Linked DNA regions of Mus musculus: all the other regions are linked to region 2. A link is a contact called in ENCODE Hi-C or POLR2A ChIA-PET data. All regions are on one chromosome and are shown on one strand. Each heading gives the region's core, a stretch centred on a gene start or an enhancer-like site at or near the end of the contact. The rest is flanking DNA. Distances are from core to core; before and after follow the strand shown.

Region 1 (3,909 bases), core at 102-2,601, 42 kb before region 2:
TGACGGCCTTATTTAAATGCCCTTCATAAAAGTGTCATCTCAAGTAGAGTCACATTCTGTGGTCCTAGAGCTTTTTGATTTGTGGGTATAAAAAGGCATCGGCTAGCCCGCAGTGAGTGTATTCTAGAATGTGTGGTATGATTGACAGTTGGCTGTTGGTGACTGGACACCTTTGCTGGGGTTTCTCACTGGCCATCACTGGTGTTCATGTTCCTAAAGTGGCTGGCATAGGAAGTTAGTAGAGACAAGCTCAGGGCCTGCTCTCGGAGCTTAGACTCACGTGCTCGATTAGCTGAATGGGCAGGCAGGGAGCTAACTGAGTTGACAGACTGGTGTGTGCACAAAGATGAGCTGAAGTCTTGTTATAATAGAATAGACCCTTTTCCCTAGTTAGGTGCAAACGGCAATGGCTTAGCTTTCGACTGTGCTCAGCCCAGAGGGTGCAAGATCAGGAGTCCCAGTCAACTCTCAGATCCTAGTCTGTGGAGCCCGCCTTGTGCCACAGCTCAGAAGCCCCACGCTGCTGGTCCCACTTCGAGAGTTTAGGAAAGAGAAGATGCTGGAACATGCTCTATGCTGGCAGTGCTCCCACGACAGTGAGTGAGCCGAGCTATCACCGATCCTGTGTCCTGGGCTTTGGCAACTCTGGATTTACCCCACATTTCTCCTCTACAACCTTGCCTAGCTCAAAGGAACCTGCGGGCCTCCTTTGCTTCTGCCTGTAACCACCTGGCATGTTGTGCTGTGTGTGCAGTGTACAAGCCCGAAGGCTGCAGGTAGGGAAATGTGTTAGGCTCAGGTATGCTGGTGGTTACATTTCTCACAAGAGATCTGGCAGCCACTGTGACTTGGAAAGGACCCTGCAAGGGACAGAAAATGTGTCTAGATTTACCTCCCAGTGTCTGCCCTGTCACTGGTCCTCTGTGTGAGGAAGCTGCCCTTGGGGTGTAATGGTGGAATGCTGCTTCCAGACCATCTTACTGCTTCTAAAGAGGCACTTTGTCCCCTTAAGCCAATCAGAATCCTCCTTCATTTCAGTGACTGTTACCTTGTGTGCAGACCTGCTGCTCTTTTTCTGCACTGAGACAGGTAGCAGAGATAAAAAGGAGCAGGTTCCGAAGAGGGAATGGCCTAGTAAGTGCCTGGGAAACTCCTGAGAAACAGAGCTCTCTATTATATCTTTTGGCTGGTGACCAGCAGGTGGCGCTGTGACTGGAGACAGCAAAACTGACATTGATATATCTGCCTCTGACCTTTCTTAGTGGACTGCTCCTGTCTTTACAAAGCGCTTTTCACAGAAGGTCAGATTTTGTGATCCTGCTTCAGAGTCCGCTGTGGTCAGGTGCAAGGCCCTTCCCCGGGGAGGTTCCCTGCAGCTTATATAACCTGCTCAGGAATTCACGCTGCTGCAGGCCCGCCAGGAACCTGGCAGAGAGCCTGGGGCTTGAGCCAGCTTGCCCCCTCCCCGTCTCAGCACTTGGTCCAGAGCTTGTAAACATCTTTCCATCTGGCATGCTCCATCTTGCTGCCCTGCCTGGGCAAACCACAGCCACTTGTACTTTGTCTTTATGGTTGCTGGCTTTGTGACCAGTGACTGGGCTTGTGAGTACAGGTGAAACCGCCTTAAGAAGTTGCACAAATAGCACTGGTGTTTGTTGTTTCTAACAGTGGGCACTTGTGTGTGACCAGTGAAAGGTAGGATTGTGTCCCCAAGCTGCCCCAGCATAGGCCCTGGGAATGGATCTCTGTTGTATCTGTGACTGTAATCTTTTGTGATTTTCTGTTTGTTTGTTTGTTTGTTTTTTCTTTGTTATGCTGTGGACTGAGAACTAGGTCAGGTCTTCATCCATGCTGTCATCCGGCACTGTACCTCAGTTGTGTTTTTGTTGCGACCCATATCTGCTCACCCTTTCCTTGCTTTTTGTTCGTGACTTGACAGTGTTAGGACCCCGGAATCACACTCAGCTGGCATGGAGATCATGGCATTATCCGGGATGGACCAAAGTGGGACTTCCATTTCTCTTGGGGATGTTCGAGTGCTCTGTTCTTAGAGAATGTAAGAGGAACTCTGGGTCTCCCTTGTCTGTGCCTAGCACATCAGGAGGAGAGTGGACACTGACTGTCCTTAAGAGCTGACTCACCCAGCTCAGGCACTGTTCTTCCCCAGCCTTCCAAGGGCTGGGACTGCAGCGTGCGCTACACCCTTGGCTTAGGTGCCTGCCTTTACTTAGCTTAAAGACTCAGCTTTTTACCTGGTCCCAGGCTCCATCATCCTAGCATCCAGTTGAAGGTGTAGAGATATCTTTGTGCAAATGTAAGGAAATAAGGTTAGGGCAAGGTTTCCAGACTGTTTACCCAGAGCACAAGTAAAGAAGACCACTCAGACCCTTCCATGGCCCTCGCCACTATCAGCGGGTTTGAGCACCACGATTCCCTTCCTAGAAGCTCACGCTTTTACGTTGATTATTAAATAGTATAACTTGTCCGGTTGTTTACCAGCATGTAGGCATGATTATAGGGCTTGCATGGATACGGACATCTGAAGATGTTCAGCTACCTTATGAAACAGTTAACTGCTTGCATACAACATATGAACATTTCCTACATACTTCAAATAATCTCTAGCTTGCTCATCACACCTGCTAATACAATATAAGCGCCATGTAAATAGTACTCCACAGTGTTTAGGGAATGGCTATGAGAAGAAAGTCTCCATGTGTTCTGAAGTTGATGGAATCTGCAGGTGTGCAGTCTACTGATACGGACAGGCTAGAGTAGATATAATCATGGAGATGTCACAGACAGGTAGATTTGTAAGGCCTCTTAGTACTTAGTAGCTATATATATATATATATATATATATATGCTGTCAAGTAAAGCTGCTGTCCACCTTACAGCGAAGAACGAAAGGTTCCAAGAGGATGAATGCCTCTGGGTAGCGAGTGCTTCTGGTGAGTTGGGGGTCAGTGCAGACGCTCCTTAGGTGGGCTCTATGACAGTCGTCATTCAACACAGTGCTTACCACAAAACTGTGACCATCACATTGACTTGTTTCAAATGACAGTATTCCAGAATCTGACAGCAGAGGATCAGGGTATTTTTAGATACATTCAGTAGAGACGCAAGAAAGTAAGTACATGTTACAGCCAGAGAACCAGAGTGGTTTCAGATTGCCCAGCGATCTTCATGAAATGCTTTCTATCTTTACGAAAGGCCTCTGGGGCCCCTTGTTAAGGCTGTGAGGTCCTTTCTACTCAGCAAGCACAACAGTTCTGATCTTTGACCACTGTGGCTACAAAGATTAAAATTGATACTGATACTCAGTGGTTCATTATTGGACCTTCATGTAGGTGACAGAGGTCACCAGATCAGGGTCTTAGCTAAAAGGACTCTTCTCAAAGTCTGACCTGTTGTATTAATAAGCCTGTTAGGGAGTCCTGAGAGAGGGTAGTGTGGTGTGATTTGTGTGTGTGTGTGTGTGTGTGTGTGTGTGTGTGTGTATGTGTGTTTAACATTGTCAGAATACCCACAGGAGAGGTCACAGAAAAACAGCACAGCATTGCTCAGCAACAGATCATTCTTGTTGACAATCCTAAGAGTGTTTGAGACCTTGTGATATGACAGATAAAGAATTTGCAAGCAGGAGATCACACCAGGCCCAAGGTAGCTGGGAGCTGCCCAACCTGTGGATACCCATCCTTTTCCTCCCACGCCTGGGTTGGACAGAGTTGGGATGCCTGGGTTGTGAGTCAAAAGTGTTTGTGTGTAGCTGAGGGACAGCCAGAGTAGGTGTACTCGGAGTACGTAGCCCCGGGAAGGATCTGGGGAAGAGGACAGGAGAAGAATACTAGTAACTTGAGTGGGTGGAAGGCGAGTCGAGACCATTGAGAACAGAAGAGACTGCGGCTG
Region 2 (4,123 bases), core at 281-2,780:
CTATAGGACTCTGTCCCTATCTGTATTCTCAGTCATTTAGCCTCAGCTTCCCAGTCTCTCTGAGGTTCAGTGCCCTCCAGAGACTCATGGTAGTCTCAGCTCCTGTTTTGCTTGACAAGGTCTGTGGTCCTGGGCAGTGCCCAGAGGGTGTGCCCACATATCAGCGCAAGGACTTGGGGGGTAGCAGGAACGGGGAAATAGGGACTCAGGTCCCAAGCTCTAGCCTGGAGTCCAGTGGGTCCTTTGGGTTAGGTGTAAGGATGATCCCGTGCAAAGACAAATGAATGCTCAGAGGTACTGATAACAGTTGGTGGGCTGTGGGGCGTCCAGTCAGTGCTGCCACTTGGTTTTTCTGGTTGCCCCTCCTCCATAGGGGGCCTGGCTGCATGGAGAGTTCCTGGAACAAGACTCATTGGCATAATGACAGGCCAATACTCCGTGTTCCCGTAGGCCTTAAGTGTCCTGGTGCATTCTGAGCTTCCTGAGCTTTTGAAAGTGCCAGGGGCTGGTTCAGGTTTCCTCTTCACTGGCAGGGATCCTGCTGGAAGTAGGTGTAGCTCCCCACAGCAACTGGGCCCCAGCAGGTACTGGTGGGAAGGGAGCCAACTGGGCCCCAGCAGGCACAGGTGGGCCTGCCACAGTTATAGGAGAGGCCCTGTGCCTGTAAAGGTTCCCTTGAGCTTGATTTGGTCCCTGTTTCCCTTGGGTGTTCTCAGAACCCAGAAGGGATTGGTGTGAGTGTGAGGCTGCCCAGAACCCAGAGAGGGCTCCTTCAGCCCAGCCCAGCTTCTCTTGCATATCAAACCAGCGTCAGTCGTGTCCTTAGAGAATCCACCAGCATCCCCTGCTCCCATGAAGTCTTTTTGTTTTATTTTGTTTTTCCTCCTTTCCTGGTTTCTTCTGGAAAGTGAGAAATAAATATTGCTGTGGCTACCCGTATGGCATGAATTATATGCAGTGTTCAGAGAGTAGGGTTTACCTACTTCCTCCTTGACCCAACAGTTATTTTGCTATTCAGATTGCCCACGCTCATCAAGTCAGCTTTACCCTGGCAATCTGAAGTCAATAGTGTAAACCCATGCTCTGCCGTTTCTGCAGATGTGGAACAGCAGCCGTGATGCAGCCCCCGACTCCCATCCCTAGCCCCTGGAGTCCTGCTAGGAGATTGCAGATAAGATAGCCCCAGGGACACCCCCTGAGCAGGGGAGGACAAAGGGTGGTACATAGCGGTGGCTGTGTGTGCAGGTGGATTTATGTTAATGAAGAGTGTAACCTAGTGAGCATCAAGGATTTATTACTCTGCAGATGCTCACACATTGAGCCTAGAGTGGAAAAATAAACAAAAAGCCATGTGTCTTCCTCACAGTATGGCACTGTTCCCAGGGAAGGGAGGGTCGGGAACCTGTGTTTGGCAAAGGGAGGCTACCCTCTGGCTCCTGCCCTCCTGTCTCTCACCCACTCCCAAGACACCCAGTCCTCATTGGGATGGACATGAGAGCTGAGATCTAGGCATGATCGCAGGGATCGGCACCATGCCTGGGCACGTGGCTACCTCCACATCTATCTTCTGTAAGGAATCCAAGCCCCAGAGAGGCAGCAGTGCAGAGACGCCATGCTTTCTGTTTCAGTCTTTCTAAAGGGGGCGACCAGCTTGGCAGGCACCAGAGATAGTACATGACACCCATAGAGAAATGTCCCTGTGGCAGCCAGCCTCCTTCCAGATCTCAAGATAACTAGGGTGTGAGTAGAAATGTCTGCTTGCTTCTGTGTCTTTCCTATCTGGGAACAGTGGCTAAGAGGCCCTGGCGTGGTGAGAGGTGTCAGGCTGAAATGGAGGTGCCTATGGTTTTCTGTGGGTAGTCCCTAGCCCACCTTTCTTCTGAGGCTCTGGTGTCTATGTCTGAAAACATAAAAGATACAGACAAAGGAACCAGAACTTTGCTAAGAGATAGTATCTTCTAGAAATGTCAGAGAAGTCATACTCGAACTCTTATCAGCATGGTGGCCTAAACATGACCTGGCCAGGTAATGCCAGTAGACATGTTAACATGGATAGGGAGAGCTCAGGAGGTCTCAGCCCTGCACAGAGAACTGCAGGCAGCTGAGGGTTGCTGAGAGCAGAGAGAAAGTCACCAGGAAAAAGCATGGAAATGCTTATCAGATAGCAAATGGTCAGCCCTGAAAATATATAAATACAAGTTAACATATGGACTAAGCAGGTTGTTCTATGTATTTAGGAATATGTGTGTGTGTATGTATATACTATATGCACATGTATTATATATCAGCAGTTAAAGAAAAAGGGACCATGGATTTGAATAAGAACAAAGTGTAGGAAGGGGGAAATGATATAATTATAGTATAGTTTTTAAGAATAAAATTATGAAAAAGAATTGTAGTTTGAAAGCTTGAAAAAGATGGAGACATCCATAGAAGATATAAGCCCTTGTCTGGAATTCCACATCCCAGAGATTGGATTTTGAATATTTTGGTGCCATTGTCTTCTTTCTTTGGTACCCTAAAGCATTTGCCATTGCACCTCTGACACTGATACATGGCTGTTTACTGATTTGCTGAGTGATGCAGAGTGAACTCTCAGCTCCGAAACTGGGCTGCTGCTCACCACTTCAGTGATGAGTGGATTATGGACCTTTCATGAAGAAAGGCCTGCTTGCTCAGCAGTCTCCATGGGTACTCCTACTCTTTCTGACCTGTCTTCTTTGTCACCATTGCTGGGGCGGATGCAGGCACCTTGGATCTAAGGCTGCTGCTGTCCCCTAAGACTTTCTCTCACTAAGCCTTGTTAGTCCTGCTGTGTCCGACTTCCATCCCAGGACCACACATCTTGAGAGTTAGGATGGCCGCCTGTCTCTCTGAGAGTGAATTTTGGTGACCTTGTGTGAAGTCTCCTCCCTGTGCAGCAGACACTTTACAGATGGGGCCATCTCCTCAGCCCCCATTTAGTTACTGTTCTTGAGATAGCTTCTCAGCACCTAGTCCAGACTGACTTTGAACCCACGGTGGCCCTGCTTCATGGAGTCACATGCTCGCCCCTCCATATTTGTAGGGATTTTGTGTTTTTAGCTTAAGCCTAGACTGCCAACAAATCCTCCTTTGTTATGAAAGACTGCATTGTGACTTGAAACATTATCACCTTTGTAGGCTGCTGCAGGTAACCCCTATTGCCCAATTTTAAGAATTCCCTGGAAGAAAGTTTAAAAAGCTAACCAGCTAGCCAAGACCTATTTTTCTGCCCAACAAGACGATCAGGCTTGGCTAAGAGCAGGAACCAGGTACCCCTGGGTCAGGAGTAAATGCCTGTGGAGATTCTGGCACTGGGTTGTTAAATGTTCATTCTTAGTGTTCCCCCATGTGAAGACTCAGTTTGCCACAACAAAGCCTCATGCCTGGCTCACTGCGGGTGCTCACCTTCTTATAACAGGCCTGGGGCTGGATCTTAGCTGGTTCTCTCTGAACTTGAGCTTAGCCATAGTCTACTGTCCTAGCATTGTGGGCTGAGTTCTGGCACCTGCCTTGCCCTTTCTGGATGGAGTGCTCTGACTTGTCTCTGGGCATCCCATAGCCTGCCCATAGCAGTCCTCCTGTCCGTGTAGAGTGGCTGACTAGTGACGACGTTGTCCGGGGATAGTTTAAGATGGGTTTTATCAGAGGTCTCTGCTGTAAGGATCGTACCCATTTGTTTTTCCTCCTCATTGGCTCCTCAGGTGATGACCCCATTGGGGGACGGCTTCGTAAGCTGAGCATCGGGCAGTATGACAATGATGCTGCGAGCCAGGTGACCTTCTCTAAGTGTGGATGGGGAAAGGCTGGAGTGGACCCAGCCCCAAGCCTGGGATCATTTTCCTCTCCTGAAGACATCAAAGAGGTATGTGCTGGTCCTGTGCCCATCTCCTCTCAGCGCCACTTGTTTTCCTGTCTTTATGCTTAGGGAAGTGGCTATGCCATGTCCTTGCACAACATCACCAGTCACTGAAACTTCTCTGCCTTTGGCTGACCTCCTCGGCTGATATAAATGGTTCTTAAGTGACAGACAGGGGTTCTGATTGAGAGGGAGCACAGGCCAGAGGGCCTGGGTGGGGGCCACATAATCCCAGATATGGCA
Region 3 (3,917 bases), core at 1,055-3,554, 57 kb after region 2:
CAGTCAGTGCCTGTATCCACTGAGCCATCTCTCAAGCCTCATCATGTAGCAAAAATGAAATACCCCAGACAACAGTAAAATCACCCATTTTATTTTAATTACCAGAGCATCCATTATAATAATGGGAGGGAGGGTTAAATTCAATTGCACTAAACATATCAAGATAGAATTTCTGAAATGCCAACCCTTAGGAAGTAGAAGACAGAAGTAGGAAAACCAAAAATTAAATGCAGCAAGCTGAAATAAATAGGACAACAGATTTGCCCCAACACACTGTAATTTCCTTAATGCATAAGTGACCAAACTTCACCAGTCAAAATACTAGTTGGCTGACTGGGAATAGCCCAGCCACATGCTGTTCAGAAGAGACTTCAAATCAGTCTCGCTGGATGGTTGAGAATCAAAAGGTGTAAGAGGGGTAAATTATACAAACATTAACCGAAGCCGTCGGGCACCACTTGCTGGAGGACAATTATTTTATTTGCCGTGGAGTCAATAAAGTACTTGCCCAAGACAGTGGTAGGAACAGCTGGAGCGGCAGTCAGGAAGAATGTAGGAAAACTGAAACAACGGAAGCTCCCAGCAGCTTCTGACTGACACAGAACAACCCACAGAAATAGTAAAGTTGGGCATTTCTCAAAATCCTCATGGAATGGCCATCAAAGTAGATCAAGCTGTCAGACAGACAAAATTCAACAAATGTATGCCATACAACAGAGTTTATTCTTGTATAGTAAGGAATTATCCTCGAAATCAATGAAGTGCCATGGTGAGAAAAGTCTCTGCACACATGGAAGATAGAGAACACTTTTCTAAGTAGCAGGGTTTGTGTGGGGCCGAGGTAGTGGGCAAGGAAGCCTGGTGTTTCACATAGAAATGAATGTTCCGTAGAAAATAAAACTAGCATCCATGGGGTGTAGCTAAAGCAGTGGCCAGAGTGAAATTTATAAGTCTAAATGCCTGTACTAGAAATGAAAGGTGTTACAGCGATGACTGGATGTAGCCTGGGCTGGGCTGGGCACCACGGAGGCCTACCACCCCAATCCATTCGTTACTCACCCCACATACTGGATTCATTGTGCTCCCTCAGTGTTGTATGGGGCCTGAGATGAACCTCTTATTTGTAAACACTTCAGACAGCCATTTAAAGAGTCTTAGAAACATCTACCACCATTTCATGAGGTACAGAGACTTCACAGTCTCAGTAACTCCTTAACTTAAGGGTAAGGAAGCTTGCGGCTGTCCACTTCTTACTGGACGAGCCCTCAAGCCTGGCACGTAAGGAGGCCAGGTCTAAATTCCAGGGCTACCTAGACAAGTGAGCTCATCTTTTATCCATCTGCTGTGTTGCCTGGCCAGCATTTCCCTCTTCGTGCAGGACTGGCTCATCAGTGCAATGAAGCTACTTTTCCAGCCTGTTATGCAGGGCAAAGATGGATAGGAAGAGTGTCACTGTGTCACTAAAAGCTTCCCCACTTTGACAAAGAGCATCCAGACCCTTGCTCTGTGCATGCGTCTTTGTAGGGCAGATACTGGAGAACCAGAGGCTCAGCAGTTTCATGCCCCGTGCCAGGTCTCCTGGGTTCTGACTCTACACTGAGTAGATTAGGTCTGCAGAGCAGACTCGAGCTAAGTGCCTGCTGTTTGCTAAGTGCAGTGCATCACTATGGTTGGTTGGTTTATGTGTCCAAGCTGCCACCCGCTGAGATGAGTCCCAGGAATCATTAGCCTGGGCACACACGTGTATGTTTCCCCTCCATCTGGGTGAGGATATGACCTCAAATTCTAAGTCAACAAGAATTTCCTCTGTGCTCTGAGCTGATAAATCTCTAACCTCCTGCAGTGACAACGGGCTTATGATTAGCTTTCTACAGGTTCAGTGGCCCTGCCGGCTTTTAACGGTTTGAAAACAGCAAATTGGCCTTGGCTTCTAAGGCATAAGTAGTGTGGTGGTCATGCTCACTGAGTAGCTTGCTTCTCAGTCTGTCTTGGCAGTGGCCCAGTCTCCGTTCATAGACCATGAAGTTTAGGGTTGTGCCTTGGCCACCAGCAAAAGGAAAAACACAAAGAATGTGTTGTTTCACACCACCGAATGTGTTGTTTCACATTCGGTGCTTTCTACATCCTGCCTTCTCAGGACAACCAACAATGCAGCAGAGGAGGCTGCAGGAACTCAGTCCCTGCCTCTTTGTGCATGCACGCTTCCCGGGCTTCCCCCAAAGTGCAGGCTGCCTTCTAATGCCAAGAATCAAGCAAAACCTCCATTACCAGTGTGCTCTCCTCCCTCTGCCCCCAGCTTTGTGCTGCGTGGAGCCAGCCAGTTGTTGAGAATTCAGTGAGGTGATCCTGCCCCCTAGTGGCTATCATAGCTTCCTACAGCAGGGTGTCTTTATAATCTGTAAATTGTTGCCAGCTTAAAAGGGAGGATGAGTGTAATGGCAAATATTAGTCCCCTTAGAAAAGTGGCTCTCAACCTGATGGTCACAACCCTTTTCACAGGTGTCGCATATCAGATATTCTGCATATCAGGTATTTACATTAGGACTCATAACAGCAGCTAAATTACAATTATGAAGTAGTAAGGAAAAGAATTTTATGGTTGGAGTGGGGTCACCATAAGATGAAGAACTGTATTAAAAGATAGCAGCACTGGGAAGGTTAAGAGTCACTGCCTTAGAGGATAAAAGTATAGTTACTGAAGCCCTGTTGCTTATGGCCTGGGTTGGACCTGAACTTCATGGTAGACCCTGGACTTAGAGCTCCCTAGTTATTGACAACTGCAGGCCTCAGCCCTCCCGTTAGTCCCAGATGAAACCTGACGGGGCGTGTGGAAGCCAGGAAGACAATCAAATGAGTGGGGGGAATGTTTCCAACAAGTGGTGTTATCACCCCAACTATGGCAGGAGTTGCAAAAAGTCCAACATTCAGACTGAAAACCTGAGGTCGGTCTCATAAGTAGTGTCACAAATAATCCAGTATCATCCATGCCCCCAGAACAGAGGTAGCCGACACGAGCCAGCACATAAAGCACTGTCCTCGTGTTTTCATGTTTCCTTGGATGTCCCCTGGGAGCTGAAACAGGTTCTGTGGAGGTTTCTAAGGGAAGGAGAGAGGGTGCTGTTCTTTGTCTGTTACATGTGAATATGCTCTAGCAGTTTAACCTTGTGGGTAGAATGCTAGCTCTGTCTGCCATGACATATGTGTATGTATGTATGTATGTATGTATGTATGTATGTGTATGTGTGTGTATGTGTGTGTATGTATAGTTTCTGACCCCCTTGTGTATTCCCATTTCCTCTTCATTACCTCTGCAGAAGCATAGTTCTCTGGGTATTTGTGTGTGTGTGTGTGTGTGTGTGTGTGTGTGTGTGTGTGTGTGTATGTGTGTGTGTGTTTCTGCATCTGGAGACCAGACAAAAGCGCCTTCTCTGTGGAATAGTGGGCCTGCTCTAAAACCATGGCGAGAGTGAACTGTGAATACTCTAACACTTTACACTTGTGAGTAAAATGGTTGCTATGCCGCCCGACTTCCATAGACATCCCCTGTGAAGGAGACCTTTAACAGCGCGATGAGCTCCGGAGGCCTTGGGGATGGTGACATCTGTTGAAGCTCTCCCCCCTGCTGACAGCCTAGCAGGGATTATGGTCCCGAGCAGGCCATTTTTGGGGGACCTATGCTTTTAACTCAGCTGAAAACAAATTTTATCCACAGATGCTTTTCCAGTTGGTGTTGGTTTAAGAAACAAGAGGAATGTGTGTATAGATGGATGGGTCCTGGAAAGCAGCTCTGCAGCCTTTAATTGTGTATGGTGTGTCCGCTAAAAACACAGCTCTGTCCTTGGAAGGAAAGGAGACCATTTATTCCAAGCCTAATATGAGTGACCATTGGCTGGGAACATGGATCCAGGTGGCTTCAG

Evidence for each region. Hi-C counts contacts between places; a loop is a spot of excess contacts on that map. ChIA-PET counts read pairs that join two places held with the same protein, here RNA polymerase II (POLR2A).
Region 1: a loop to region 2 is called in a map of gastrocnemius, with 5 times the contacts of the local background. The contact joins two enhancer-like sites. A Hi-C loop is called at or near these places in 4 of 37 maps with a recorded cell type or tissue (gastrocnemius and heart). POLR2A ChIA-PET finds 5 or more read pairs at or near these places in 2 of 5 experiments (both embryonic stem cell).
Region 3: POLR2A ChIA-PET joins it to region 2 with 16 read pairs in Patski. The contact joins two enhancer-like sites. A Hi-C loop is called at or near these places in 1 of 37 maps with a recorded cell type or tissue (gastrocnemius). POLR2A ChIA-PET finds 5 or more read pairs at or near these places in 2 of 5 experiments (Patski and embryonic stem cell).

What each region holds. Positions count from the first base shown.
Region 1 is chr11:8,521,312-8,525,220 of GRCm38, reverse strand. All of the region lies in intron 13 of Tns3 (tensin 3), which reads left to right. Among named protein-coding and RNA genes, the nearest start is that of Tns3, 140 kb to the left of the region's middle. Within about 2 kb of position 1,351, at least 3 of the 3 ENCODE cell types and tissues checked have a DNase peak (open chromatin) inside an H3K27ac peak, as active enhancers do; they include gastrocnemius, where a contact is called at or near this core.
Region 2 is chr11:8,479,268-8,483,390 of GRCm38, reverse strand. It overlaps Tns3 (tensin 3), which reads left to right. Exons shown (of 31, transcript NM_001083587.1): 18 at 3,726-3,886. Among named protein-coding and RNA genes, the nearest start is that of Tns3, 180 kb to the left of the region's middle. Within about 2 kb of position 1,530, at least 1 of the 3 ENCODE cell types and tissues checked has a DNase peak (open chromatin) inside an H3K27ac peak, as active enhancers do; it is gastrocnemius, where a contact is called at or near this core.
Region 3 is chr11:8,422,843-8,426,759 of GRCm38, reverse strand. No RefSeq gene overlaps it. Among named protein-coding and RNA genes, the nearest start is that of Tns3, 240 kb to the left of the region's middle. Within about 2 kb of position 2,304, at least 1 of the 3 ENCODE cell types and tissues checked has a DNase peak (open chromatin) inside an H3K27ac peak, as active enhancers do.